4 separate regions of the Mus musculus genome follow, and regions 1, 2 and 4 are each linked to region 3. The links are chromatin loops, found by intact Hi-C in ENCODE. Cell type or tissue: heart. All regions are shown on one strand. Links, peaks and the distances in the headings refer to the core of each region. The heading gives the core; the rest is flanking DNA. Region 1 overlaps Pde3b (phosphodiesterase 3B, cGMP-inhibited). Region 2 has its middle 27 kb from the start of Psma1. Region 3 holds the start of Pde3b (phosphodiesterase 3B, cGMP-inhibited). Region 4 has its middle 18 kb from the start of Psma1.

Region 1 (5,000 bases), core at 1-5,000, 78 kb after region 3:
CATAGGATTAGTGTATAATAAAATGTTCTTTATTTGAACGAAAAGTTAGAATCTTCATAGAAGTAGATTTGTAAAAGTTTATTAAATATAAAAGAAAAAGAAAATTAAATACGTAGTTGTTTTAAAAGTACTTCTAATATAATCATCGACCAAAATTAGTATCTTTTTAATAAAGATGAGTTTTTTTTGTTGTTGTTGTTTATTTTTTGGTTATGGGACACTGATGTACAAAGGAACAGATTTCAGGCCATATATAAAACACTAAATCAGCTGGTAAAACATTTTATTATAAGGGAAACAAAATGCTCTAATTTCATTTCTGAAAAATACTTCATACTGACTTGTAACATATGTACAGAAAAGTGTACAGTTGAGTGAGTGGATTTCCACAAGCTAAACCTCCCATTTAACTAGTACCATGTAACATCAGAGAGAATTGCTGTGGCCTCAGAGCCCCACCCACTGGATCCCCAGGGGGAATCCCTGTCCTGACTTCTAGTAATTGTTTCTTATTTTCTTTCACACTTTATATATGTATATATAAATGGAAATGGAATGATGTATATATTGAGTTCATTTTTATCACTTAAGCATTCTATATCAGAAAATGGAAATAGGAGTATGAGGAGAAAGAGAAAATAACTTGGAAACACATGTTGTATTTTATACACACTGCTAAGTTTTTGTTTTGGTAGATCTTTTTTTTTTTTTTTTTTTTTTTTTTTTCCATTTTTTATTAGGTATTTAGCTCATTTACATTTCCAATGCTATATGTTTTGGTAGATCTTTTTAAATTGCGAATGTTTACATGTGTAGTCTACTCTATAAAATTGTATTCCACATGGCATCTTGAAACATGCTTTTTCACAGTGAGAGAGATCTTAAGTATTTAATTATTTCTGCTACAGGAATTTGAACCATCCTCAGCTTTATTTCACTAGTTGTCTCAATATCAACTTTAAAAAAAATCAATGCTCCTTTGAATGGATGATTTTTATTTTCTATTTAAATGTTTTTATTTTATTTTATTATTTTGTGTGTTATGACTATATATATGCCTGAGCACCATGTGCATGTTTCAAAGACAAGAAGAGGATGTCTAGAGTTACAGAAGGTTGGGAGCCACCATGTGGGTACTGGGAAATGAAGCCAGGTCCTCTGGAAGAGCAGCAAGTACTTTTAACTGCTGAGTCATCACTCTAACCCCTGAGTTTTTGTTTTTGTTTTTTTTCATGACACAAATATTTATTGATTAATTTTCTTTAATAAGATGTTTACATGTTTATATCATGCTGTGTAATACTGTATATTGGACATATTTCCCTTCCCATAATCCTCCCCTTTCCCTTCCAGTAGTTCCCTTTATTCCCATGATAGTTGTAGTTCCACTTTCTTTTTAAATTAATTAATTGATTAATTAGTTTATATCCCAATAGCAGCCTCCTCTCAGACTTCACTCAGATCCTCCCCACATTCCTCCCTCCTCATCTCCTCACATGCTACACCTCCCCTGCACCCCTTTGTGGCACATCGTCATTGTAGTATTAGGCACATCCTCTCCCACTGAAGCTAGATAAGGTAGTCCAATTAGGGGAACAGGATGCACAGGCAGGCAGACAACAAATTCAGGGACAGCCCCTGCTACAGTTGTTGGGGGACCAGCATGAAGACCAAGCTGCGCATCTGTTACATATCTGCAGGGGCCCTAGGTCCAGCCCATGCTCACTTTTCCCATGGGTAAGAACCAATTCCTGACACTATTAATGTTACTCTGCTGTGCTTGCAGACAAGAGCCTATCATAACTGTTCTCAGAGGCTTCACCCAGCAGCCAATAAAAAGAGATGCAGAGGCCCACAGCAAAACATTAGATGGAGCTTACGGAGTCTTATGGAAGAGCTGAGGGAAGGATTGAGGGACCTGAATAGGACAGGGACTCCACAGGGAGACCAACAGTCACCTAACCTGGACCTTTGGGGGCTCCTAGAGACTAAATTTTATTTTTAAACAGTATGTGCAGTAGCCACAATTACCCCTAAAATGAAAATGTCCTCTGGACTTTTATGCTACCACAGTAGTCAGATAAAATCAGGGAGTAGGCCACACCTGACTTGAAATGGAATATTTCCTTGAGTAGCTACTGTAATGGATTTTGTTATCATTCATATCCACAAAGATCCCCAGTTTCCAGTTAAAAGAGAATCTAAATTACTGGCAAAGTCTAAAGATAAATAAGTAGTAAGGGCAGAATGGGCTTGTTGACAAGCTTGTGTGTGATATTAGGCATCTCTGCCCTTATCAAAGTGTAGCATTCATTTCTAGAAGGACACAGCTCATAAATGTACAACCTGATGCCTTTTCTCATACTGAAGAATTGACATTCCCAATCTCTCTTAGGCCATCTCTGATCATTCTTACAGAATAATTTCAGAGATGCTTAATACTTAGTTTTATTGAAATTACATGAGCTCACATCTTTATTTAGTTCTGATATGTAGGAGGATAGTATTTCAACCAGTTCTCTGTGGAAAACAGTGTTACTCTCACATTATTTTCAGTAAGAGAGACAAGTTAGCATCAGACCAACTCTTGGCCTAAAACTAGAAAAGCTGAATTAAATACTATAGCATCCATTCAAGGCGACACAGCACAACCAAGTGTTCAGAGCATGACAGGGCAAAGACTCATAGCTAAGGCGGAAGATAGACATGACGCAAAGGAAGTAGCCCAAGTGCTTTCTTCTCCAACCCCTTTGGACTGAACTGCAGAAGCAAGGTAACCACAGAACATTATCCTCTGGAAAGACAATAAGGTGCACACGTTGTACGGCATCTTAGTCTAAGGCCTGCCACCTGCAGAAGACTTTTTTAGTGTTAAACTCTCTGTGTAACAAATACATATTTTTTCCTCTTTTTTTTTGTTTTGTTTGTTTTTTAGAATTCTGGAGGTGGAAATGGAGTTGATCTTTCAGTGCTAAATGAAGCTCGCAATATGGTGTCAGACCTGCTGATTGACCCAAGCCTTCCCCCACAAGTCATTTCTTCTCTGCGGAGTATCAGTAGCTTGATGGGTGCTTTCTCAGGTTCCTGTAGGCCAAAGATTAATTCTTTTACACCATTTCCTGGATTTTATCCCTGCTCTGAAGTAGAAGATCCAGTTGAGAAAGGAGATCGAAAACTTCACAAGGTTAAAACACAGTAATCATCCAGCCTTATTTATCTCATTTAATGATTTGTCTTCATTAAAGCATTCCTCTCTATATGTTATATAATACACTCTTTCTTTTCCAAAGATCAGCTTCTTTTGTATCATGCTGCTGGAGCTTTATAGACAGTTATGAATGAAAGTAATTCTGTACTCACTTTTCAGTCATTTCTTCCCAGGGCTGAGGAAATATCATGCTTCTAGCAATTTTTATTTTAAGTATCAATGTTATATTTAGCAGTTGCAGTTTATATGCTAAGAACTATATGATATCATTATAGTAAGAAGTAGATAGCAGCAAGGAACTTAAGTCTAGGTTTATATAAAAGAGATCATATCATTAATCTCTTTTCATTTATAGAGTCCTGTAATTACATTGGTTGAACCAAGAGCAAATGGCCATTATAATAATATTACTTAATGATTTGTATTACTATTACTTAATGATTTTTACAGATTCAAAACCCTGATTGTCTTTACTTCCTGGCATTTTTATAGCTCAGGGAACATAGGTTTTTCCATAATTAGATATGGAATTAATTTTGTCTTGGTACTTAAAAATAAGATTTACTTTAGAAATTAATACATATAGAATATATTAACTTGGTACACATTATGCTTGTTTATTGTGCTGTTATCTATTGTTGAATTGTGACACCTCGCCAATATCTAAAATTATACAGCTTTAAAGCTAAAAATATTTTAAGGATTACTGTAGTTCAGTTGTTTAGAACTAACCAAGGAAATATAAAATTCAAATAACTTATTTTTTAAAATTGTGCTAGTTTATACAGAACCTAGAAAAGGAAAATATGGAATTTTTGAGTTAATTTGATTTTGTCAGGTCTCAATATTTGGGTTTATAAATGTTGAAAAATAAAGCAAGGACAGTTACAGACTTTAAAACTATTGATCATCTGGGTCATAGATAGTTAATCGATGCTTCTACTTTCATAAAATCTAGCAAGTAGTGCCCATATTCACTAGAGTTCATTTCACACTGGTATTGATTTATGTGACTTTTTAGTACACCACATAATTACAAGCACCAATTCTCAAGCTAGTCATGAGTTTTCTTTTTCCTTTTCCTTTCCCACTGACATTTATTAGTCTAAGGTAGTGATTTTTGAAGAGAGTAATTCTTGAAAATTGTGATCATTAGCGGGTGTAGCGGCGTCCTCCTGTAACTGCAGCACTGGGGAGGTGGGGACTGAGCACTGGGTTACATGCTAAGACTTTGCCCCAAAACTTTAAACAAGAAAACAATAATATTCTAGTCAGAAAAGACCCATTGAGAGCTTTACCTTAGTGTGTAGAAAAGTTTTCTTGTATATTTAAAAAAACATTTTAAACGCAATATTAATTAAGCAGAATGTCTAAATAACTCATTTCCTAGGCTTTGTAGATAATTACATTATTTAGAGTGCTGGAATCTGCTGATGTAATTCATTTAAAAACAAGGAAGTAACAATTTTGCCTTTTCTTTGTGTTCTTTAAACTGCTTATTAGAATTTCATATCTAATTTGTCTCTGATTTTGGAAAAGCTTATAAACAAAGATTTATCAGAAAAAAGTCTCAGAATTTGTGAAAAAAAATAGTAAAAGAAAAGGGGATAGAGACAAATGATTCTCTTTTTATTAATTTATTTATTCACTTTATATCCTGATCGAAGCCCTCCTCCTCCCAGTCCCACTCCCCCTAGTCCATCTCTCCAGTACTCCTCTGCTTCTCAGAGAAGGGGAAGTCTCCTAGGGGTACCAGTATGCCCAGCAGGGGGATCCAAAGGCAGGCAACAGG
Region 2 (8,382 bases), core at 871-5,870, 110 kb before region 3:
GACTAGGGAATGAAATGCTTGGAGATACCCATGAGCCACAGGAAGACAGCGCTGACTTCTCCTGGTGAAATCTGTAAGGTCTGCTGACATTCTGTATCTTCCTTAATAACTGAAGGGCATATGCCAGTGTCAACCGATAGATGAAGGGGTAAAAAGGGGGCAGAAGTAGTCAGCTCCTGGAGGAATACTGGGTTTCTGGCAGAGGTAATAAAGACATGAGGTAATTCTGTTTTCTGTTTATAGATTCTGTGGGAATCCTCAACTCCAGTTGAAAGACCTCCATAAGGAGTGAGATAGAGACAGAGTGAGGTAGAGAGACCTCTTGGTGTAGGGGATTGGGGCTCAGCTGATAGAGTGAGAAGCCTCTGTTGCATTTGGTCCTTAATACTAGGTAAAACCAGGCATGGTGATGCATGCTTGCAATCCCAGCACTTCAACCTTGGCTGCAGAGCAAGTTGAGGCCAGCCTGAGCTACATGTGACCCTGCCTCAAACAGCAACAGCAACAGCAACAACAACAACAACAACCACAACCACAACCAACAACAAATTGTCTCTTGATTCAGATGGAGAGAACTGGAAACATAAAAACGAGTTTTATTTTAACTACTAGACAGGGTCATCTTTCAAAAGGTAGGGCAGGTGGAATTGTAGCTAACAATTATTATAACATCTTGTATTCACAAGGTCCTGGGTTCAATAACGTGCAGGATACAAACAAACAAACAAACAAACAAAGACAACATTTAGATTGAAAAGAGGATGGGGGATTGCTTCTGAGGGGACTGCTTTGACCCTCCCCTTCCCCTCCAGCCTGATGCTGGCGCCATTCTGCACCCTCGGTGCAGCAATGTGAAGTGTCCCCTTTCAACAGGAGGTATTGCCTCAGAGGAATGATTGCTATTTAGAGTCTAGCAGAAAGAGAGATTTTGAAGTTTCTTTAGAAGAAGTGTTTTCTAAAATTTGCCTTTGAACATCTGGTGAGTCAAAAAAGCTGCCAGCAGATTTCGAGTTGGTGGTAGACAGGGTGAAACCTCACAAATAAACATGGAGGAAGGTAGAGGGACCTTCCTGTGGTAAAGGAAAATTCCGGGTAAGAAACTATGTCTACAAAGACCAAGTGACTGATTAAAACTGCAGTCATGTGGAGCTGTTAGAATGTTTCAAGTCTAGAGGCCAATTACCTATCTTGGGACAGCCTTGGGCAAGGAATATTTTATTCCTTGCCTGCTCGGAGTTTCACCTTGTGAGTCGTAGAGAAACTGGAATCTGTTTGCTTAGCAGACCACTAGCTTCCAGCAACTCAAAAGCTAAGAATGTCATCCAAAAGCATACGAAGAAGCATACGAGGCCTATAGGGACATTTCCCTTATCTTGCTCTAACTGCATGTGCATTCTGACATGCCAGCAGCATCTCACTGTGCTTTTGATTTGTGTTTTTCTCATGGCCAGCAGTGTGGGACACACTTCTTGCTTTTTTGTCTCCTTTGCAGAAATATTTCCCTTCCACCCCACCCCCATTTTCTAATTGGGTTGTTCATTACTATTTGAACGCTCTCTATGGTCTTTTGTCAGCTGTCTGGATAACAATGCTTCTTATAACACTGCCTCCTCCTTCTCCTCCTCAGGCCATACATTTTCATCTTTGATAGGATCTTTTGTAGAGCAAAGATTTTAAACTTAAGCAAGCACACTTTATCATTTTTTCCCATGTTTCATTTTTGGCCATCAAATATAAGAACTCCACAGAGCCCTAGACCTGGAAGAGTTTTTCTCCTCTCACTCACCGTTTTAGCCAAAGATTTTTATTTGTTTGTTTGTTTGCTTGCTTGCTTATACACCATGTCTCACACAACTCAGGGTGGCCATGAACTCACTCTGTAACAGAGGATGGCCTTGAATTTCTGATCCTTCTGCTTCCATCTCCTGAATGCTGGGATTATGGTGTTGGTCTCTGTGCCTGTTTGATGCAGTGTTGGGATTGCAGACAAGGGCTTCATGCATGCTAGTCAAACATTCTACCCACTGAGTAGCATCACCAGCCCCTAAATCATTTCTAATTTGGCATTTTCCTTCTACATCTCTTATGCATTTTGAGATAATCTTTCTTTGCCTATGGGAATCCCAACTGTTTTTTGAGAGACCATTTCCTCCTTTGAATTATGAAACCAGCATTTCTGTAGGGATTACATCTTTAATATTCTATTTCATTGATCTGAGTCTATCCTTCCACTAATATTATACTGTTTTCTATTTTCTTAAATAGATATGGTCTGTTAAAAGTCCGTGTCTGAGTTAGTGGAAATCTTTTCGATTCTTTTTGCTTGGTTTCCATTTGAGTCTCACTCCACTGCCCATGCAGATCTTAGACCCACAGGTTCACATGCTGCTCTTGAGTTCTACCCTTGTGTGCTTGGAAACAGGCATGGCCCAGGGCATCCACTTTGAGTGCCTTACTTAGGGTTTTACTGCTGTGAACAGACACCATGACCAAGGCAAATCTTATTAAAACATTTAATTGGGGCTGGCTTACAGGTTCAGAGGTGTCCAGTCTAGTATCATCAAGGTGGGAGCATGGCAGCATCCAGGCAGGCATGGTGCAGGTGGAGCTGAGAGTTCTACATCTTCATCTGAAGGCTGCTATGAGGCTGGATGAGGGTCTTAAAGCCCATGTCTATAGTGACATACCTATTTCAACAAGGCCACACCTCCAAATAGTGCTACTTCCTGGGCCAAGCATATTCAAATCATGATATTGAGTAATGGGTATCTTATTTAGATAATAGCACTGACTATAGACAAAGTGGTTAAATAATTTGTTGGAGAGAGATTTGGAGGCTTGGCCTGTCCTCTAACCACAGGCTTTACCATGAACATGTTTTTATCTCCTACCAGAACGCCTTTCAGTGGCCTTGGTGTTGGCATTTTGCCAGCAGCATACCCTGAGACTTAGGATCAGCAGTAGTTCTCTGTCACCGTTACATTTATTGTAGGCAGGTTGAGGATGTGGTTGACTGTGTCACATGGTGTCCTCTGAGGTGGACAGATGGGAAAACTGTCTCTCAGCCTCGGTACTACAAATAGATCTGTTTCTCCTGAGTAAGTGGTTTGTTTTTGTCTCCTGGACACTGTGAAACTATACAGATGATTACGTTTCCTGCTTTGTGCTGGCTGCTACAAACTCAGAACGGAAATTTAGCCTCCCAGTTGCAGTAATGTACCCTGGGCCTGGAATTACTCTTGACTTAGCTTAGTGTTTTCTCCTCTAATATTTTTATCTCTCTTATTTCCCATAACCTGAATTTTTAACTAACAAACTGCATATAAGTACATAATTAAAAGTCACATATGAGGTTTTAATACCAAGACAGTGGTTCACTGGCCATACTTCCCACCTCTGATTTTGTCCTGCATAGTCAACTGTTGCCACAACTTTAGCTACTTATTCTGTAGTTTGTCTATATCTGTCTCCAGACTTTGCATTGTTAGATAATCTCTTGATTTCTTAACCAGCTTAAGGTCTGGTTGTCATGTTACCATCAACAACACATCCTCCCAGAATTCCAGATTCCTCTGCTGGATTTCACACAACGATGATCTTCTTTATTTGCCTCTACTCTCTGCCCGCTCCCCAACATTCATCTCTGCTCCCAACCTCCATCCCGCAACCCTCCTGCATCGGTAATCACCTTATTTTTTTTTCTAACTCTATTAAACTAAATTTTCTTTTATTTATTTATTTATTTATTTTTAATTTGTCTCTTTTTTTTGAGACAGTATCTTATATGTAGCTTTGGTTATCTTAGACCAGGCTGACCACAAACTCACAGAGATCCTCCTGCCTCTGCCTACAAAGTGCTGGGATTAAAAGGATGTGACACCATGCCTGGCTATACTTTTATTTCCTAGCAGCCTTTTTCTGTCTCTCTGAATGTTCCCTGATGCCTCCTCGTCCTTTGTTTGCTTTAAAGGATGTTCTGTAATTTACTGTCTTTGGGTCTTTTATTCTTTATTCACAGCAGAGGCAATGGAAGTGGGGGAGAGAATTATGTGAATCTCAAAGAGACACAAAGGAAGTGAAATAATTGTAATAACCTACAATCCATTGGAAATCTAAACCTGCCACTTGGGAGTTTTGTATAGAAGACCCAAACACTGAAACTTTTGATCCAATTAAACGACAATTATTCAGTGTTTTCTCATGGTTTGCAACAGGAACTTTGTAATGAGATGACGTCAGCTGCCTCCTAGCTGTGCCTTATTTGGGGAAAATGGGAAGGTTTGAGAATTCCCACTTCCTGGACAACTTCCTCTGAGGCCAGTGCTTTTTAACATGAAAATTTCTAAGGGCAAAGAGGATGTGAGGTGACCTGGAACCTCCACTGTGGCCCACAACTGGGTTATACGTCTCATTCTCAGCTGTGGAGAGACAAGGTCTGCTGAGGCAGCAACTTTTATCTTCCACAGCAAGTTGGAGGCTACAGGCTGTTGTCACCGTGAAGGAGGCATCAGCTGTCATTATTTAAAAGGCTCTTCTGTTAGACAGGTCAGCTTTACCATCTGAGAAATCTTTTGCTTATGGATTTGTAACCTCAGTGTTTTAGTTAGGATTTTACTACTATGAACACATACAATGACCACGGCAACTCTTTTTTTTTTTTTTTTTTTTTTAGATTTATTTATTTATTATATGTAAGTACACTGTAGCTGTCTTCAGACACTCCAGAAGAGGGAGTCAGATCTTGTTACAGATGGTTGTGAGCCACCATGTGGTTGCTGGGATTTGAACTCCGGACCTTCGGAAGAGCAGTCGGGTGCTCTTACCCACTGAGCCATCTCACCAGCCCAACCACGGCAACTCTTATAAGGACATTTAATTGGGGCTGGCTTACAGGTTCAGAGGTACAGAACATTATCATCAAGGTAGGAGCATGGCAGCACCCAGGCAGGCATGGCACAGGAGGAGCTGAGAGTTCTACATCTTGTTCCAAAGGCAAAGAGGAGAAGACTGGCATCCTCCATGGTTAGAAGGAAGGTCTCATTGCCCCCCCCCCCCTCCACAGTGACACACTTCCTCCAATAAGACCACACCTCCTAATAGTGTCATTCCCTGGGTCAAACATATTCAAACCACCCCATAACACTCCCTGGCCCCCATAGGCTTGTTCAAACTCATGAGTCTGTGGGGGCCATACCTACCCATAGCATAATAAAAATTACAATTTCCAAAGTCCCCATAGTCTATAGCAGTCTCAACAATGTTAAAAGTCCAAAGTTCAAGGGCTTTTCTGAGATTCATCCAATTACTTAACTATAAAGACAGGAAACCAGCTGGGCAAACTCCAAACTCTGCATCTCCATGGCTGATGTCAAAGCAGTCTTCAGATCTCCAACTCCATTTTCATCTTTGTTGACTACAACAAACTTCTCCTTGGTCTTTCTCCTGCAACTCTCTTGAATCTTTTATACTCTCATTATTTCCCCCTCTTTCTTCCTGCCAGTGTCTCATCTCCTATTTCCTGCCTCAGCTCATTGGCCATCGGCTGTTTTATTGACAGGTAATGCTTATAAGAGATTCTCTTACAGCCTTCTATGTCTCTCATTCTCAACTGTGAGTTTGAAGTCATCAATACTACTGGAAAAGAAATTTCCTTGCCCTTTATAATCCGTGGCTGCATGGTCATGAACTTCCACATAATTTCTGGCTGTTGCACCGGGCACAAGCACCAACATGGCTACAGGTGGCAATAAAGACCACAGTTATTCCCATAACCTTCGGTGACAACATAGTCCATGCACAGCAACATGGCCCCTGGCCACAGCAGTCCCGTGATGGCAGCACAAGGCCTGCTGTGGTCACCAACTTGGCCCTTGGTGGCAGCACAGACCTACCACATACGTCACCAAGACACTGGGTGGTGACATGGACCATGGACATCAACATGGATTCAGGTGGCAGCATGATGCTATGAATATTGTCGTCATAAGGTCTGGCATCTTTTTTACTCCCCCCCCCCCCCCCTTTAAAAATTTTTTGCCTTGACATTTTCTTTTCTTTTCTTTTTTTCTTTTTTTTTCTCCTGGCTATTTTCTTTATTTACATTTCAAATTTTATCCCCTTTCCCAGTCCCCCGCCTCCTGGAAATCCCCTATCCCTTCCCCCCCTCCTGTTTCTATGAGTGTTTTCCCCACCCACCTACTCACTCCCTCTTCCCTGCCCTTGAATTCTCCTACACTGGGACATTGAGCCTTCACAGGACCAAGGGTCTCTCTTCCCTTTGATGCCTGACAAGGCCATCCTCTGCTACATATGCAGCTGGAGACATGGGTCTCTCCATGTGTACTCCTTAGTTGGTGGTTTAGTCCCTTGGAGCTCTGTGGGGGGGGGGGTCTGGTTGGTTGATATTATTTATGGTTCTTCCTATGTGGTTGCAAATACCTTCAGCTCCTACACTCCTTTCCCTCTCTTTTTTTTCTTAGATATTTTCTTCATTTACATTTCAAATATTATCCTCAAAGTCCCCTATATCCTCCCCCCGCCCTGCTCCCCAACCCACCCACTCCTGCTTCCTGGCCCTGGCATTCCCCTGTATTGGGGCATATGATCTTCGCAAGACCAAAGGCCTCTCCTCCCATTGATGGCCAACTAGGCCATCCTCTGCTACATATGCAGTTAGAGACGAGCTCTGGGGGTACTGGTTAGGTCTGGCATCTTAAAGCAGCCACTGGAGAGGCTGGGTTGTGTTTCTCATTCTTCCTGTCCAGCTGGTCTTTGAAGACTGATTGAGCCATAGACATTGATACATAGTGGCTGAGCATACTCCACTTTACTACACAAAATATGGTGGAACCCTTACACAAGAATTCTGTTAAGTGTTAGAACAAACATATTGTTGCTTCAGTGGGATTTGCCACAAGACAGGCACACCAGCCATGTGCTTCCAGTGTTTGCTCTTAGGGAAGTTTGGAGAGAGATGGTTGTATTTCTAGAATTGTATTTAATAACCCTAAGGAAACATAAGTAGAACCTAGCGTCACTTAAGAGATGACTCTGAGTTGCCAGGCAAGAGGTTTGCTGGAAGAAGGGGAAACGAAGAGAGGAAGGAAGAAAAGAGGAAGGCAAAGGAAGGGAAGAATTTCCACTTAGAGTTTTATCCTTCAAGAACTTGAAAGTGTAATCATTTGGAAGCAATTGACTATAGAACAGGGCTGTAATCCCAGTGGGAAGAAAAGATGACGATTCTGTAAGGTGTAGTTCCTCACTACCTCCCCTCTGCTCCCCTTCAGATCCACTCCCTTTCTTCTCTCATTAGAAAAGAACAGGCTGCTAAGAGACAACAGCCAAACATGGCAAAATAAAACCTAATAAGATGAAGCAAAAGGTATCATATTGAAGTTAGAAACTGCAACTTAACAGGAGGAAAAAGAATCCCAAGAGCAGGCATGAGAGTCAGAGAGCCACTTGTTCTCACAGCCAGCAAGCAGTCCCATAAACATACTAAGCTAAAGGTTGTGGTATGTACACAGAGGACCTGGTGCAGACCCACGCAGGCCTGTGCTTGCTGCTTCAGTCTCTGTGAGCTCATACATACCTCTCTTAGTTGCTTCTGAGGGTTTTCTTTTCCTGGTGCCCTCCATCCTCTCACCCTTACACTCTTTCTGCCTCCACTTCTATGGGATTCTTCGAGCTCTGAGGGGAGAGATTTAATGGTGACCTCTCGTTTACATTCCACACTATCTTATAAACTCTTCCAAACTGAATGTCCCTCCTTTCTACTTCCTGTGTGTCTCTCTATCCATCCTTCTGACTTCTTTTCACTCTATGTTTTTTTCCTATGTTCACTCCCTGTCAACTGGTTGCTTGCTCCACCTCTTGACCTACTGTTGACTTTATTTAATCTTCTTTACAATAAATAGAAAGCTCTTGGATTAAAGGTGTGTGCTAGGGATGAGCCACACCCCAACTAGATACAATCTCAGTATATAATCTCACAGTGTGATCAATTATCCTTCAGTGTTCTTGGATCTAAAAATGTGTGTTAAGGCTGAGCTACAGCACAACTAGAAACAGTTTTTCCAGTATACAATCTTGGTGGTGGGGGTGTTACAATGTGATCAAATACTCTGCAACAGTGATGTGAGCTAGGTGTGATGGAAATACTGGACATCTCTGTTTGTGGGAGTCTGAGGCAGAAAGATCACTATGATTTTGAGGCCAGCCTTAGTTCCAGAGTGAGTTTGAGGCAAGCTTGGATGCCATAGTGGGACCCTATCTCAGCAACACCTAAGACAAAACAAAATAACAACAAAATGCAAAAACACCATCACCACCAAAACAACTGTAACAGTGATAGAGTCACTGTAGTGACCCCAGGAGAAGAGG
Region 3 (8,133 bases), core at 3,134-8,133:
ATCCAGGGGAGCTATCTGTGTTTTCCCACAGAATGAAGACAACCCATTTTGGGTACCAGAAAGACTCACCCGAAAAATCCAGACTGACCAAGGGAATACTGATGTCCCTCGTCTTGGTGATGTCCAGGGCGTCAATAATAAAGAGAGAGCAGCGTTGGGGGATAATGTCGACATTTCCACTCCCAATGACGGTGATGTATAATGCTCAAGTATTCTCCTGCTTTTTTACCACTAACTAGGAACTGGGTTTAGCCTTGATTCAGACAGCCTTGGCTCTGTCTGGACAGGTCCAGACAACTGACACCATTAACACTTTGTCAGCCTCAGTGACTACAGTCATAGATAAACAGGCCTCAGCTAATGTCAAGATACAGAGAGGTCTCATGCTGGTTAATCAACTCATAGATCTTGTCTAGGAACAACTAGATGTATTATGGCAAATAGCTCAGCTGGGGTGTAAACAAAAGTTTCCGGGATTGTGTGTTACTTCCATTCAGTATGTTAAATTTACTAGGGCAGCTAATTTGTCAAAAAGTCTTTTTCAGTATATGTTACAGAATTGGATGGCTGAATTTGAACAGATCCTTCGGGAATTGAGACTTCAGGTCAACTCCACGCGCTTGGACCTGTCCCTGACCAAAGGATTACCCAATTGGATCTCCTCAGCATTTTCTCTCTTTAAAAAATGGGTGGGATTAATATTATTTGGAGATACACTTTGCTGTGGATTAGTGTTGCTTCTTTGATTGGTCTGTAAGCTTAAGGCCCAAACTAGGAGAGACAAGGTGGTTATTGCCCAGGCGCTTGCAGGACTAGAACATGGAGCTTCCCCTGATATATGGTTATCTATGCTTAGGCAATAGGTCGCTGGCCACTCAGCTCTTATATCTCACGAGGCTAGACTCATTGCACGGGATAGAGTGAGTGTGCTTCAGCAGCCCGAGAGAGTTGCACGGCTAAGCACTGCAATGGAAAGGCTCTGCGGCATATATGAGCCTATTCTAGGGAGACATGTCATCTTTCATGAAGGTTCAGTGTCCTAGTTCCCTTCCCCCAGGCAAAACGACACGGGAGCAGGTCAGGGTTGCTCTGGGTAAAAGCCTGTGAGCCTAAGAGCTAATCCTGTACATGGCTCCTTTACCTACACACTGGGGATTTGACCTCTATCTCCACTCTCATTAATATGGGTGGCCTATTTGCTCTTATTAAAAGGAAAGGGGGAGATGTTGGGAGCCGCCCCCACATTCGCCGTTACAAGATGGCGCCGACAGCTGTGTTCTAAGTGGTAAACAAATAATCTGCGCATGTGCCAAGGGTATCTTATGACTACTTGTGCTCTGCCTTCCCCGTGACGTCAACTCGGCCGATGGGCTGCAGCCAATCAAGGAGTGACACGTCCGAGGCGAAGGAGAATTCTCCTTAAAAAGGGACGGGGTTTCGTTTTCTCCCTCTCTTGCTTCTTGCTCTCTTGCTTCTTGCTCTCTTGCTTCTTACACTCCTGCTCCTGAAGATGTAAGCAATAAAGTTTTGCCGCAGAAGATTCTGGTCTGTTGCGTCTTTCCTGGCCGGTCGTGAGAACGCGTCTAATAACAGCTGGAGCCATGGATCCTTCATATATACTCTTTGGTTGGTAGTTTAGTCCCTGGGAGCTTTTGGGGGGAGACTTTGCCAGTAAGCACTTCTTGGCATCAGCAATTGTGTCGGGTTTTTAATACTGTTCCTACTGTATGTTATCACTTTCAACTATGATTTTCAAATATTCTCTTTGCAAGGCCTCTTAAACATTTCATAATTTCTTCTCTCCTTCTCTCCTTCTCTCCTGTTTTCCCATTCCTCCCACTTTCCTCCTTCCTTTCCCTTCTTTTGGTGTTTTGCATTAGGGTCTTCCCATATAGCCTAGGTTGCCCTAGAACTCTTGCCTCAGCCTCCTGAATGCTAGGATAACTTTCATGTACCACCATGCCTGACTTCTCTTAGCTGTCAGATTCTCAGTTGTCTTCTGTTTGAGAATAAAGATGAGAGTCCCATGCCTTGCTTAGTTTTATGTCCTATTTTCTTCTACTTACAAGGTTCCATAATTGTAAGGAAGCATAGGTTCAGCAGCCAAGATTCGTTGAAAACAATGTGATTTTTGAAAGAAATTTCTGAGAATATTGCTCTAGAAATGGATTTTCTTTACTTCTGGATTTAAGAGTTAGGAAAAAAATCCTACCTCCCCCAAACAGTTGAAAATACAAGTCAAAAGGGTGGGGAATGAGTTACTAGAAGGTATGATGAGAGGGAAAATGGTTGAGACTAAGCATGAGATCTCTTTGTCTTTTGGCTTTACTAAGAACCATTTTTGATGCATCAATGACTAGCACCAGAGAGTTCAGATGCAGAAGGTATTTTAACAGTTGGATAGACCCTAGTGCTGGGATATTTTAAATGGTGCTATAAGGGAAACAATGGCTTGTAGTGAGATAACATCTGTCAATGATAAAAGTGTTCTTAGGCACTTAATTAGTTTTTAGGGTAAGTTTTAGGCCCTGAGAATGAAAAGAGCAGGACGGGTTCCTCCAGACTTAATGGAAATATTAGTGGCTTATTCGTATAGGTTCTCCCTTAAGGGATACAGAACAGAATTCTTACCCTTTGATTAAACTACAAGTGGCAACTCTGGGTATTTGGAACTTGACAAAGACCCCGTTATTAAAAAAATATAATATGGTAGGGGGATGCATTGCTTCAGAATGAGCAGTAAGCACCAGGATTCCATGCCATTGATTAAACTTAAAAGGGAAGATAGAGACAAGAATCAAGGCCAACTTGGGTAAAATAAGGCTGGGATAGAGTGCTAAGAGAAGTTAAGTGTATATATTAGGTCTCTGTCACAACATATAACAGTCATATGTTCTTGAACTTGAAGATGAGAACTAAGGAAATCTATTAGTTGTTTAAGTTTGGTAGAAGAATAATTAATTTGCCCTCTAAGAAATGCAGCCTAGTAATCTTTGACAGAGACTATAAATAGAGAAGGGAGTTATTATAAACATAGCTAGCTCATTCTTTTTGTTAAGTAAACTTCTGATTGTCTTGTCACAATCCTTACATTTTATTTCAGAATCCTCAGGCCCTGGGTTGGTGTACAGAGGGATGTGTTCTGTCTATGGGCTTTTGAGAAAGTCAGACTTTTAGACCTACAAAAATCTTGACAACAGCTAAAAGATGTTTAAAGAACTGCTAAGCAAAGCAGATTTATAAAAGTGGCTTTGAATTCTATTTTCCAGGCAATAATCCTTTGTACAGTCCTCTTCATTTATGAACAATGAAATTTTGGTTACTTTGTGGGGGTGCACAAATAATTCAAAAGTTGCTTGTATCAATTTGAAAAATGAATCCTAAAGATACCTCTATGGTTTTGGCATACAGACACTGTAGCTTTTTAAAACCACTAATAGTCTAGCCCACTAATCTTTTCATTAACATGTCTATTTTATCTCAGATGACAAGCTCAGATTTAAAAATAACAATACAATAACTTTAACTTGTTTTATAAGTTTTTATTTTAAAACAATGACCTAAAATGGTATTTTAGTAATGGTGATGCTTGTTTTGTCATGCCCTTCTATATGAACTCAAAATATGTAGGTCAAGTTTCCTATTTAGTCTTCAATTGATTCTGTGTGTGTGTTTGGGGGGTGTGTGGTCTGTGATGATTTTATGTACAGGATTTAAAAGATACTTGTTGAGTTTAGCTAAAATGAGTTTCCTCTTTTCATGTCTAGTGGAAAAAAAGATTCAGTGAATTTTTATCATTTAGGACATTTGGGTAACCATTTGAACACTCCATTAAATATTTTTTCTTTATCTAACACATAAAAAAGCCAAGGAAATTCTGGTCTTTTCCCACATTTGTCAAATTCTTGTGTTAATTCTTCAGTGATTTCTATTATGTGTGTGAATTATGACTATATATGAAAATGGTCTGCTTTAGGTCATGGCTATGGGCTTAGATTAATTGGTGAAAAATAGGTCTGTTTGTGGGATTTACCACACAGTAAGGTTTCTCATCTCCCTGGAAAAATGTGGAATTAGCTTTTTAAGAAAAGCAGGCCTGTCATGAGGTTGAAGGGAGTTTCAGTGGAGGGAAACAGTTTACACTTTCTAAGGCAGTTATGACTGGTTGGATTCCAGGGCAATCCCTTTCATTCAGCAAAGTTCTTTTCTCCAACCTTTACGTCTGTCTTTGCTAATATCACTTCTACTTTTGTCTTTCCTAGTGTACCAGTTTCACAGGTCTTTCACAGAAAACATAATTGGCTTCTTTCAAGGCCAACCCCATTCAAGTTGATAGTGGTATTAGGACTGTGGGACTCCCTTCCCTCCTTTCCCCAAAGAACACACCCCACAAAACACACCGTTGCACAGAACAAGTCTCTCACTTGGAAAGAACCTTTGGGACAGCAGGTCTATGTGAAACAGTGCATGTCTGGCAAGGATGCTAATCACAGGACTGGATATTAGTTCTTAGCCTCACTGAAAAGGGTTCTTCAGCAAGACGTGCTCGCTATCAGAGTGCACTCTCCAGGGGTCCTCCTCCCTTGAGCCCCTGAAGGGATTCAAGGCCTGCTGCTGGGCCCCAAATCTCCCTTGCCCTGGAAGCCAGATGTGACTGACAGTGTTGAGTTTCTTCATTCTGGTCTGGCCTCAGTGTTGGCTGAGCCTCCAGCTTCATGTCTCCATTCACAGTCTGAGGGCACACCATGAGCTCTCACCTCACTAGGCACTGCCCTTGGGGTCCATGTCTCCCCAAGACCTCGCAGTGACCTGAGTGGGTCTTGTATGTGACTTACCTCAAAGGGGACTGTGCTTCGGGGCGTCTCAGGACTGTGATCAGTCCCTCCCATCTGCCAAAGAGCTCGCCGCTCTGTGGCAGTCCGGGGGGTAGGGGTTCCGACTTCAGCAGTGGAGCTCTCGGTGGCCCGCGCGCGCTCCCCGAGGGGTCCAAGTCTGGCAGCCTGACGCGACGGCTGTCTCACTGGAGCGACCAGCCGGGCCGTGGGCGCGCGCTCCCCCGCGGGGTCCCGGATGCGCATCCTGACGCGGGCCGCGGCCGCCCCAGTGGCGACCGGCCGAGCTACGGGAGCGCGCGGGGCCGCCGGCGGGGCGCGCGCCCGGCAGGGGCAGCCGCGGGGGAGGAGCGCCCGATCGCGCGCCCAACGGACCAGGCTGCGGCCGTGAGGTAACTGTTGCAGCGCGCGGGAGCTGGGAGGCGACGCCGCCGTCTCCCGTCCCGAGCCGCGCTTGAGGGAAAAGGGAAGAGGCGTCCGCGGCGGTCCCGGGACACCAAGAAGCCCTTCTCGCCGCTCTCAGTGGCCGGCATGAGGCGGACGCCGCCGCCCCTCAGCCCGCGCGCCGGGGATCCCGGCCGGTGGCGGCGGCGGGCGCAGCCGTGACCGCTCTGCGAAGCTCGGGGCGCCCAGAACGCGGAGGGCGGCGCGGGGTCGGCAAGCGCCAGCGGCCCCCCGGCGGCCCGGGGCCATGAGGAAAGACGAGCGCGAGCGGGACGCGCCAGCCATGAGGTCCCCGCCGCCGCCGCCAGCCTCGGCCGCCTCGCCCCCCGAGAGCCTGCGCAACGGCTACGTGAAGAGCTGCGTGAGCCCGCTGCGGCAGGACCCTCCGCGCAGCTTCTTCTTCCACCTCTGCCGCTTCTGCAACGTGGAGCCGCCGGCGGCCTCGCTCCGCGCCGGGGCACGCCTCTCGCTCGGCGTCCTGGCCGCCTTTGTCCTGGCCGCGCTGCTGGGCGCGAGGCCCGAGCGCTGGGCGGCCGCGGCAGCCGGGCTCCGGACGCTGCTGAGCGCCTGCTCGCTCAGCCTCAGCCCGCTCTTCAGCATCGCCTGTGCCTTCTTCTTCCTCACCTGTTTCCTGACGCGCGCGCAGCGCGGCCCGGGCCGCGGCGCCGGCTCCTGGTGGCTGCTGGCGCTGCCCGCCTGCTGCTACCTGGGCGACTTCGCGGCGTGGCAGTGGTGGTCGTGGCTGCGTGGGGAGCCGGCGGCGGCGGGCCGGCTCTGCCTGGTGCTGAGCTGCGTGGGGCTGCTGACGCTCGCGCCCCGCGTGAGGCTGCGGCACGGCGTCCTGGTGCTGCTCTTCGCCGGCCTGGTGTGGTGGGTGTCCTTCTCCGGCCTCGGGGCTCTGCCGCCCGCGCTCAGGCCTCTGCTGTCGTGCCTGGTCGGGGGCGCGGGATGCCTGCTAGCCCTGGGCTTGGACCACTTCTTTCACGTCCGGGGAGCCTCCCCTCCGCCGCGCTCGGCGAGTACCGCGGAGGAAAAAGTGCCTGTGATCAGACCCCGGAGGAGGTCCAGCTGCGTGTCGCTGGGAGAAAGCGCAGCCGGTTACTATGGCAGTGGCAAGATGTTCAGGAGACCGTCGTTGCCTTGTATTTCCCGAGAACAGGTAGGGTTCTTGGGCGGGCATGGTCTGGGAAGAGGAGCGCGGGGTGGAGGAGAAAGCGGAGCGCGGGTGGACCGCTTGCGTGTCCCCGGCGCAGGAGCGCAGCTGCGAAAGCGCGTGGGCTCGCTCAGAGGAAAGCAAGGGGCAGCAACCTGTGGTCTGCGCTGGAAAGGCTGCCCCAGTATGAGGGGCTCGTCAAAAAACGCAGAAGCCAGTGAGTGGCTTTTTCCCAGTGAGTGAGAATGAAATCATTCACTCTCTGACTTAGCTTCTACATAGGAGGAGAGTTTTCAAGAATGAGGTGACCGACTTGAGGTTTAGTAGATTTCACTGCTTCCACTTTGGACACACTAAGCTCCTACATATAGCATTTGGGTACAGTTTATCCGTTTGCTATTAACATGAGGATGCTTGCCCGGAGTTGACAAGCTGCCTTTAGAATAAAAGTGTGTATGCAGATTTTTTTTTGACAGTTCGGGCTCATTGCAAGTGGTGATGTGGGAGGACAAATGAGTGTTTTCATAGTTCAAAGAACAGAAATGAGCCTTGGAATTTAGACTTGGTTTAGATTAATAGACAGCAGTCTATACTAATACAATTAAAACTGTTTTTTACAGACTACAGACTAACTCATGGGCTTTGTTATTTGGGCTTTGTATTTCTTGCATAATTAGGAGAAAGTTTTAGCAATTTAACCTTTAAACTTAGTAATGTGTGGAAAGATGGCCAAAACATTTCCTCCCCCAACCCCCATAGGCTTTCATATTTTGTTTTTAAAGGCATTTGAAATCATCACGAGGGGATGAACTTGTATTTGTATTGCGTTGGGAGATCCACCTGGTCTATACTACCAAGAGATCCTTTAAGTATAGCTGCTCTATTGAGCATTTACCGAGGGCAAACCCTTTACATTTATTGTGTCAGATCTTTCCAAGAACTGTGTTTGGTTGGGTAACATTAACATTGGATTAGACAGACATGTGTTCAGGCAGACAGAAGAACTAGGGCTAAAAAAGTGTTAGTGTTAGGGTCTGATTAGATTTGTCAGTTCTCAGAGGTGTGTTCTCTGCAACTTAGAGGGTAACTGTAGGAACTTTATGGAGGACTGTATATCCTTAGGAGTAAGATTTTGCTGATTAGAGATATTTTTTCATACTGTGACCCAGAAGACAGGAAACAAAAGTTTCTTGTCCTTAACACTTTTGAGGCACTGGTCTCTCATCTCTTGTGTTCCCTTCAAAATAATCTGTGAGTCGCTACATTGATTTTTATGGCCTACTAAACACGGATCTGTATATAGCACAAGCAACATTTTCCTGCTGTTTCCTTTTCTGTTTTGAGACAGTGTCTTGCTGTATATTCTTGTCTGACTATCTTGGGTGGGTCTTGACCTGAGGGGTCTTCCCCTGAGGGGTCTTCCTGTCTCCTAGTCCTGAATGTACCACTTTGCTTTGCTTTATAGGCCACTCTTAGGCTCTGTTATTTTTTGGCTAGATGCTAGGAAAAATAAACAAACCAGTTATACCTTTTGTTTTCTCAGTTTACTACAAGCAATAAGGGGTAATATTTAGAAAATGTTTATCAAGTAAAAACTTGTTGATAGAAAATTGGCTATCAGCTGGTATCAGCTATTTTCATAGATTGGAATAAATTTGACTTTTATGTGACTAGATTGCACTTTTAACATTGGAAGAGTCCTTT
Region 4 (8,382 bases), core at 2,243-7,242, 120 kb before region 3:
ATGATAGTTAAGATGTCTTCCATGGAGCCTAAGCCCTATTTCTCTATATTTACTTGTGTATACATTCCCCCATGACCTTTTTGCCAAATAATATATGTCGTATATGTTTATTTTACAAAAAAATTCAAAATATCAAATCCCTACTGAAAGAAGAATCCCAATTTGCATCTTAAACCTAAGTCTCTCTAGGCCAGACTCAATGAAGCCTAACATTGAAAAGAAAAGTTGCTGCTGGCGTTCTGGGTCTTTCCAGCATCCAGATGGCCTGTCTGTAGCCTCGCCAGAACCAAACCCTTCCTGCTGCCTGTTCAGCTGGCCTTGGGTGGCAGCCCCAAACTACACCAGCTTCCATAACCATTAACTCTTGATTGCCCATGATTCTTAAGAAAAGGTAGGGCTTCCAATGTGAATTTGGTTGAAAGAGTACACCAAGTGTTAATCTAGAAGCCCGGCCTGGTGTATATAATATTGACCCCTGTCCACCGTGACAAGCTTCCTCTTACAGTAGCTCAGCCAACTATTGGCATGAGAGGAGCAGCATTTTGGAAGGGAGTGTGTGTGGGCAGCTTGCAGGTGAGGACAGGGCTGCCAAAGCAGGCCATGCGGTTTGTCCTGTGCCTACACACCCAGGACCTGACTTGGGCCTTTCCAGAGCATGTGTATACACAGGGCTGTTCTGCTGTTTGGGGTGTGGTTAATTTCAAAAAAACATAAAAAAAAAAGTCATTGGCAAGATTTCATGCAGCAAACAAGAATGCGCAGAGGCAGATATAAAATGACCATACTTGGATTTAAGTGGGGATTTCTCTGAAGCAGCTGAGCCAGGAAAACAAACCTGCTCCGTGTTTTTAAAGTACTCTCAGAAATCTTGCTGGTGGCAGCCATTGTTTTCATATGCATTTCACCGGGAGGTAATGTAATACCCAGCAGCAAGCTAAGCTTGAAGGTAAAGACTCCCTGTGGCTTTGCTCTTCTCCGTCGCCTAGCAAGGTTAGAAACTCATCTGCAAGGTTGCTTCTCCATTGGCTGGAAAATGCATTCTCAGATAAAAGCTGTGACCCATGTCACATTCTTCCTTATGCGTCTGTTTTCACTTATTTAAATGATGTGATGATGATGTTACCAAGAGATTATACTTTGCGCAGTTAATTAGATACCTGAGATAGTCCCAGCCCAATACAAAGTCCCAGTTTGGGACTGGAGATGTGGCTCAGTTGATATTGTCTACTTAGAATACACAAAGCCTTGGGTTTGATCTCCAGTATCACAAAAAGTGGCGTGATGGTACACACTGTCATCCCTGCACTTGAGAGGCAGAAGCAAGAGGATCCAGAGTTTAAAATCATTCTCAGCTACACAACCATTTCACGCCTTGGGATACATGAGACCCTCTCTCAAACAGTAAATAAACAATAAAAGAAAGACAAGAAACAACTTTCTGGTTTCTAGATCAGAGTCCATGAGCAAAGGGGAGCATTGCAAAGTGTTTGGTTTTATAGATCTCGAAGAGGAGAGTTCTCAGAAGAAAGGAAAGAGAAATAAAAAAGAAACATAAATTAGAGCTGTAAAGAACGGAGCTTAAAGACACTACTTAGGGAAGGAAGAATTTAAAAAGATCGTTGAGGTGAAAAGGAAGTATCTAAAAAAAATAAAAATAGCTCTCCCTTTGCTGATTTGCCGCATTCGGCCTGGAGTGATGGGCGGCTGCTCTAAGCGGAACCTCTCAGCAGTCAACATAAAAGGCCACTCTGACACAGGCTTCTTTTTGTGGCTTCACAACTTGGTCTCTTCCTTTGACCCTCTCCGCCCCTCAGCTCTTGTCTTCAGCCTCCCTACATGCTCCTCTGTATAAATGCACCGAGTTGCCTTCTGCACCGTGACCCTGTCTCCTTGTGGTGGACAAAGATCATGAACACGGGGCCTGTGCATCCAGCCATGTTGTCTCTGGCTAGCCTGGGTAACACTCCTCCCAGTTGGAACCAGTCCTCAGGGCTCTTTCCTCTGAAAGACACAGTGCACTACAGGCGCTTGGGAAAGAGTCTGTCCCCAGGAGAGGTGCACTATCACTGCCTCGATGTCATGGTTCAGAGGTTCAGTGCACCCTTCTAGAAAATAAGCCCAGACCACCCACATGCCAAGAGCAGAAAGCACACCAGTTCTGCGTGTCAATGTCTGTTTTTCAGTTCCATAATTGCTTTCTCACTAAAAATTGATGCTATTTGGCTTGCAATGGGACAATAAAATACTAGCACCATAGAGGAAATGTGAGAAAAAAATGTTACAAAAGCAAAAAGGGAACCAAGTGTGGCTAGACGTCAGCCTTTCCTCTTAGCACGTCTGAAGATAAGCCCAGCTAAAGAGGAAGACTGGTAAAAAGGAGAAAAAAAGATTAAGTTGTCTAGTGTTGGTTATTCTTTTTAAAGAATTTTTTTTAAAAGTACACTTTAGCTTTGTGAAAAGAAATTTACTTTCCTTTCGTGGGAGAAAGCCAAACTCAGGAGACCATTCCCAGGGTCTAGTGTCTAAGTTGGCATAAAACATACAAGTTGATACATAACAAGTTTCCTCCCTTAAATAAAATGCTCTATTTTCTCTACTTTCTCCATCGCCATGAAGGCTTTTTTTTTTTTTAAGAGCATCATTGCATAAAATCCTTTGACCAAATTTCACAATGCTCGTCTTATGCTAATAAGTCTTTATTTAGTTTCAGTCTTTCCAAACAAGCCTGCAAGTTTCTGACGCAGCACACAGCACGTACTCCTCTGGTCTTCACTGTCCTCTGTCCCTTGACCCGCTATGGAAATCTAGTTCAATCTTTTCACTTACAAAGGTGAAAACAGACCCTGTGTCCAGGGAGCTTTTTTTTTTTTTTTTGGTTTTCGTGCGGGGTGGGGGAGGGTCAGTGTTCACAGAACTGTGCGAGCCTCTCTGACCCAGGAAGGAGACTGGCCACCAGCCAGCCTAGCTGCCTCAGGAGCACTTCAGTTTCCTTGTGGCTCTCACTGACACAGTCCCTGCCCAGCCGGCCTGTGACTATTTAGCAGGGGTTTGTGAGCTCTGATACCGCTTCCTAACTGTCCACACTCGCCTTTCCCACATCGTGGTGCCTCTTGGAAAGCGGGAACTCCGAGTCCTGCTAAGGTGAAAAGAGTTGGAGTCCTGACCGTGGAGCCCCTTAGGATTTTCTCCTTTCCTTGAGAAGAGGGCTGTTCATTTAAAAGGATGCCAACATGTTCTATGGGGAGTACGCAGAGAATTTAGCATGATTTTTGGCATCAGGGTGGCTGGTTTCCGTTCGTCAGGAGAATATGCTATCTTCATTGTGTAAATATCTCATAAGTGCTGTCGTTTGTTGTGCGTGTATTTCTAAGAACTGAACCCACCACTCAGCCACACTCCCATGGCCCACAAAAGCGTTTTAACTTATTTTTTAGGCAGGACTTTGCCAAATTGCCCAGGCTATCCTTGAATTCTGATCATCCTGGGATTCCAGGCTTGTGCCACTTCACTTCATATATAATGGAGGGTGTGTGTGTGTGTGTGTGGGGCATAGCTTACCTTTATCAATATTTTTACCATGTGAAAATAGATTCCAGAAATAATTAAATGCATTAAATTGCTTTAGGACTTGCAGCTAAAGTTTTTGAAATTATAAATTATCTCTCATTTTAAAAGAGACTCAGCCTGTCCTCATTTTTAAATCTTCTATAATATTACCCCCACCTACCAACCCCAGAGAGAGGGACTTGCTCTGTTTGTAGACCAGCCTGACCTTGAACTCATAATTCTCTTTTCTTGGCCTCCCAAGTGCTGGGCCTACGTAAGTGTGCCACTATGCCCTGTGACATTTCCTTTCAAAAGGCAAAGGACAGGGAGTATACAGTTGTAGAAGTGCCTTTAAAGGACAAGGGTAGATCCCTTGTTGTGTTTTTCTCATTTTTGTTCCTTTTGATGACTTGGGTGATAATCACTCAGTTGCAAGCTTTCTTTTGTTGCTAACATTACCTTAACCGTCTCCTCTCCTCTCTCATTTGGGGTTGTCCAGAACCCAGCCATCTAGCCCACTTTATCTTCCAAAAGCTGGCAATCAGCCTTACCTGAAAACAAAACAAGACAAACTTGCCAGTTTGTTGGTAGCTTGTTGAAGGTAATTGACTACTTTTCAAGAGCTGGTTTCCTTCCCGTATTGTGTCACCTTTACCCCCGCTGTACTCCTCAGAGCTCTGGCTGAGTCTTCCCTCAAGTCCCAGAGGATGGCTTCCTCTGGGGAAAACAAAAAAACAAACAAACCAGAAGCAGCCGGTTTTACTGACTTGACATAAGTAAGGAAGCTGCAGGGCTCTCCACTCAACATCTGCACAGTAAATACCAGCACAAAAATGGGAGCGTCTTTGGACTCAACCTTTCTCACCCATTTTACAGGAGAGGAAAGTGAGGTTCGGAGAAACTGACAGTGTCCGCCTCTAGAGCAGGAGTTCTCCTTCTCTGTGTCAAAGATCACATGTGGTCCCTAGGAAGAATATTCTAAAATTTTATTTATTTTTCTTTTAACTTTTTATTGATTCTTTGTGAATTTCTTACCATGCACCCCAATCCCACTCATCTCCTGGTCCTTTCCTACCTACCCTTGCTACATTGTCCCCCAAAGGAAATAAAAAATAAAAATAAAAAGTAAAAACAAAACAAAACAAAAATGTCTCATTGTGGAAGCTGTAGTGTGTTATGGTGTGTTCCACACCATACTCCTTTGTCCACACATCTTCACTTGCAAATGTTCAGTGCAGTGAGCCATTGGTCTGGTTTGAGGCTTCTGCTACACTATCACTACTAGATCCTCATGAGAACTCCTTGGATAGTCTGTCATTGCCCTGTGTCATGGAGGTCCTGAAGCTTTGGTTCTGCAGAACCAGGGCCTTCGTGCTCTCCTGCAGTTTATAGATGGGGTAGATTCTGGGGCAGGCCAATTCAAAGCCCTGGACCTGGGTCTGGGTGGTAGCTGATCTGGTTAGCCTGCTTGCTCTTGGGCATCCACACCACTAGGGGGAGCTCTCCAGCACTGGCCCTGCTAGCTCACCCAACGCTGCAGCCATCAAGGGACTGGGCCAGCTGTCCTTCTCACATAACCTCCGGTCTGGCTCATCCTTGCCTTTGCCACCAGCGTTAGTTCAACTGTGCTGCCCAGGCGATGTGCAGGACCAGCTCTCCAGAGTGTTGTGGCAGTTGATGGGTGGGGCCAGCTCTCCTGCTAGCTACAGGTGGCAAGGGGTTGGGAGGCATCTCTTTAGGCCCATGATGTTGTGTGGCAGATGAGGGGTGGTGCCAGCTATCCTTCATCTATGCCACAGAAACAGCTTTCAGGCGAGGGGCAGGGACAGCTTTGCACAGTGCTCAGACCTCAGCCTGGCCCCTGGGGGCAGCCCGGACCATAATGGCCTTTGGTAGTAACATGGGCCTTGGCCATCAACACAGCCCTGACTGCAAGTGCCTTCGGTGACAGTCTGGGTCAGGATGTCACTAAGGCCTCAGTAGGCCACCCAGATCAGTTTGGCCCCCAGTGTCAGTTTGACCCCCAGATATCAACATGGTCTCAGGCAGCAGCCCAGACCACTGTCATCTGGAGGGACTGTGGTGGCACCATGGGCCACAGACATCAGCAGAGACCCGCAGCTACAGCAGCCAGACCCAGACATCAGCACAAGCTCTTCATGTCTACTTGTCCTTCACTGCAGTATCATCTCCAGTATCGCCTCTTTCCACAGTGTGTAATCCGCCCAGCTTTGCTTTCTCTTCCATCTCTCCATCCTGGCTTCCATCCCCCCCATCTCTCTATCACTTATTTGCTCATTATAGTGACACCTGCTTCAGGGTCTAGGTGGGTGCTTGGGTGTCTTTCTTCCAGTCACCCCAGGCCTCAGGACTGGGGGGCAGCTAAATTCAAGTACTCTTAAGCAAGTGCTCATACCCACTGAGCCATCTCCTCGGCCCACAAATTAATTTTTCTTTTGAGATAGGATCTCACTTTACCTTTGGACTAGAACTCACTATGGCACCCACTCACATTGGCTGGGCTCTCTCCCATCAACCACTGATTAAGACAATAGCCAACAGGCTGTCTGCATACAACCTAAGTCATTTCTCACTTGAGGTTCCCTTCTTTTGGATGATTATAGGTGGTGTCAAGTTGATATAAAACTAGCCAGCATACTATGTAAGCCAGGCTGGCCCAGTACTCAGAGAGATATGCCTTCCTCTGCCTCCCAAGTGCTGGGATTAAAGGTGTGTCCTTTATGATGATACCTGGCCCTATACTAGAACTTTTATGCTATAAGTAATAACATCATGGAAGTGAATGGACAGTTTGCAGAATGGGAGAAAACATTTGCAAATCATACATCGGATAAGGGCTTTGTATTTGAAACATATAAGGAGCTTTATAATTCAACAGTAGAGATAACTCAATTAAAGAATGGACAGCTTAGATAGTTCTTCATAGAAGATAGACACATGACTTTTAAGAACATGGAAAAATGTTAAACATTAAAGAAATGAAAACAAGACCCACAATGAGATGCTGAATTCATGCCTTCTATGCTAGTTATAATAAAAAGGACACAGGATAGCAAGTTTTGGAGAGGACACGGAGAAAGCAGAGTCTTTAAATACACGGCCAGTGATGAAGAGGGTATAACTGCTTTGAAGTACACTCCAGCTGTTTCCCGAAGGTTTAAACCTAGAGATACCACGTGACTGTGAAACTCTACTCCTAAGTATGAGCCCTAGGCAGATTAACAAGTACATATGACAACTTCCACACCAATGTTCTTAACAGTGTTGTTCATCAAGACCCAGAACAGATGCATCTACTTCACCCAGGGACACCCAGGCAGGAGTTAAACAGGCACTTATTGGCATTGTTAAAGACTTTATTATAAGCACATTTTGTGTGGGTATGGTGTGGACATATTTCTATCTGCATGTGAACAGGTACATGTACATATATGCATGTGGAGGTCAGAGCTTGAGCCAGGATCTCTCATTGGACCTGGAGTTCACTGACTCGGTTAGACTGGCTGCCCAGTGAGTACTAGGCATCTTCAGTGCTTAGAATTATAGGTGTGTGTCACTGTGCCAATGCTACAAGGATGCTGGGAATATGAACTAAGGCTCTCATGCTTGCACACCAAGTGCTTTAATGAGTGTAAGCTCCCTAGTCTTGTAAGCACCCACTTAATGTTTTATATGAATAATTAAAACCATCAAAAGATGATATTTGATGGTCCCTTCCCTTGCGCCTGACATTGTTCAGTGTGGAACTATTGACCAAGCACAGTCCTCGTGGCAGCCCAGCTATTTTAGACACTTTACAATTACTTGGAGTGTGCTCCAGCGTCAGGAAGACCCTACAGCCACAGCTGAGCACACACTCCAGTCATCACCCCACCACAAAGCCCACACCAGCTTCTGAAAGCTGCCTTCTAAGCAAAACAAGCCTTGGAGAACTTCTCCTGACCCTGTGGCACTTTTCACTGAAGCAAGTGCAGGATCGGTTCCCTTGGTGGTGATCTGTGACTGGTGCAAACAAGATCCTTCATTTGCATGAAAGACTATGCCATGGTTGGTGCGAATTCCCTAGCCACAGGCCCACCCCTTTCTCACTATATAAGCTGGGTCTGTGCTGATCCCCTGATGTAGCAGTATTAGGTCTACTAGAAACTCCTTTCCAGTAGTCTCTCTTGCCCACATTAGCTCTTTAGCACTGATGGGAAGGACTGAGTGGATGACACAGAGGAGGCAGTGGGGACCTAGCAGCACCTGTGATAAATGGCAGGAGGACAGCTGAATGCTTCCATACAGTGACAGGGTCTCTGTGGGGAGGGAGGGAATAGGTGGCAGAGTGACCAAGGCACTGAAGATGGGGCAGAAAACCACTGGGAGTTGGAGGGAGCTGGTGAGACTCACAGGACACAGGACGTGTTTCACCACACAGGACATGTATCTGAATAGCTAAAAAGTAGAAAGACTCAAACTGTCCGCTGACACATAGATTATAGATAGATTACCACATATAGATTATTACTTGGCAGTAAAGGGAACTAAAGTTTTAGTCTTCCAAATTAAGTATATAGTGATAATCACATAATTCTGTGAAAATCACAAAGCCAATGAATTGCACCCTCTGAGGGGACTGGACAGTGCGGACAGAGTGTCATTATGTATCCCTGGCTGGCCTAGAACTTGCCACATAGCTCAGGCTGGCTTCAACTTGTAATAATCAACTTGTCCTGTGACTCTGCATCTGGGGTGCTGGTGTTATTGGCATGTCCCATCAGGCTCAGCTAAGTTATACGCTTCAAGTGGACGGATCTTATTTATTTCAGTAAA

The links. A loop is a pair of places that touch in the nucleus more often than their neighbours do. Peaks named below come from ENCODE experiments on the same cell type or tissue, not always from the same donor. Only the 100,000 strongest peaks of a DNase experiment are listed, where the experiment ranks them.
Region 1: it touches region 3 in a loop (2.4-fold over the local background); 8 of 42 quality-filtered maps call a loop at or near these places.
Region 2: a loop joins it to region 3, with 3 times the contacts of the local background. A loop is called at or near these places in 12 of 42 quality-filtered maps.
Region 4: it touches region 3 in a loop (3-fold over the local background); 19 of 42 quality-filtered maps call a loop at or near these places.

What each region holds. Positions count from the first base shown.
Region 1 is chr7:114,491,551-114,496,550 of GRCm38, forward strand. It overlaps Pde3b (phosphodiesterase 3B, cGMP-inhibited), which reads left to right. Exons shown (of 16, transcript NM_011055.2): 3 at 2,936-3,184. Among named protein-coding and RNA genes, the nearest start is that of Cyp2r1, 69 kb to the right of the region's middle. In heart, for the core only: CTCF peaks have their summits at 2,672 and 4,969 (motif pointing right); no DNase peak of the experiment used is centred there.
Region 2 is chr7:114,298,606-114,306,987 of GRCm38, forward strand. No RefSeq gene overlaps it. Among named protein-coding and RNA genes, the nearest start is that of Psma1, 27 kb to the left of the region's middle. In heart, for the core only: no CTCF peak of the experiment used is centred there; no DNase peak of the experiment used is centred there.
Region 3 is chr7:114,410,028-114,418,160 of GRCm38, forward strand. It overlaps Pde3b (phosphodiesterase 3B, cGMP-inhibited), which reads left to right and starts at 5,227. Exons shown (of 16, transcript NM_011055.2): 1 at 5,227-6,435. The coding sequence starts at 5,524. 4933406I18Rik (RIKEN cDNA 4933406I18 gene) reads right to left here and starts at 5,134. Exons shown (of 4, transcript NR_029437.1): 1 at 4,836-5,134. In heart, for the core only: no CTCF peak of the experiment used is centred there; DNase peaks (open chromatin) are centred at 5,164 and 6,174; H3K4me3 peaks cover 3,500 bases; H3K27ac peaks cover 2,312 bases.
Region 4 is chr7:114,289,850-114,298,231 of GRCm38, forward strand. No RefSeq gene overlaps it. Among named protein-coding and RNA genes, the nearest start is that of Psma1, 18 kb to the left of the region's middle. In heart, for the core only: a CTCF peak has its summit at 5,036 (motif pointing right); DNase peaks (open chromatin) are centred at 2,952 and 4,262; H3K4me3 peaks cover 719 bases; H3K27ac peaks cover 812 bases.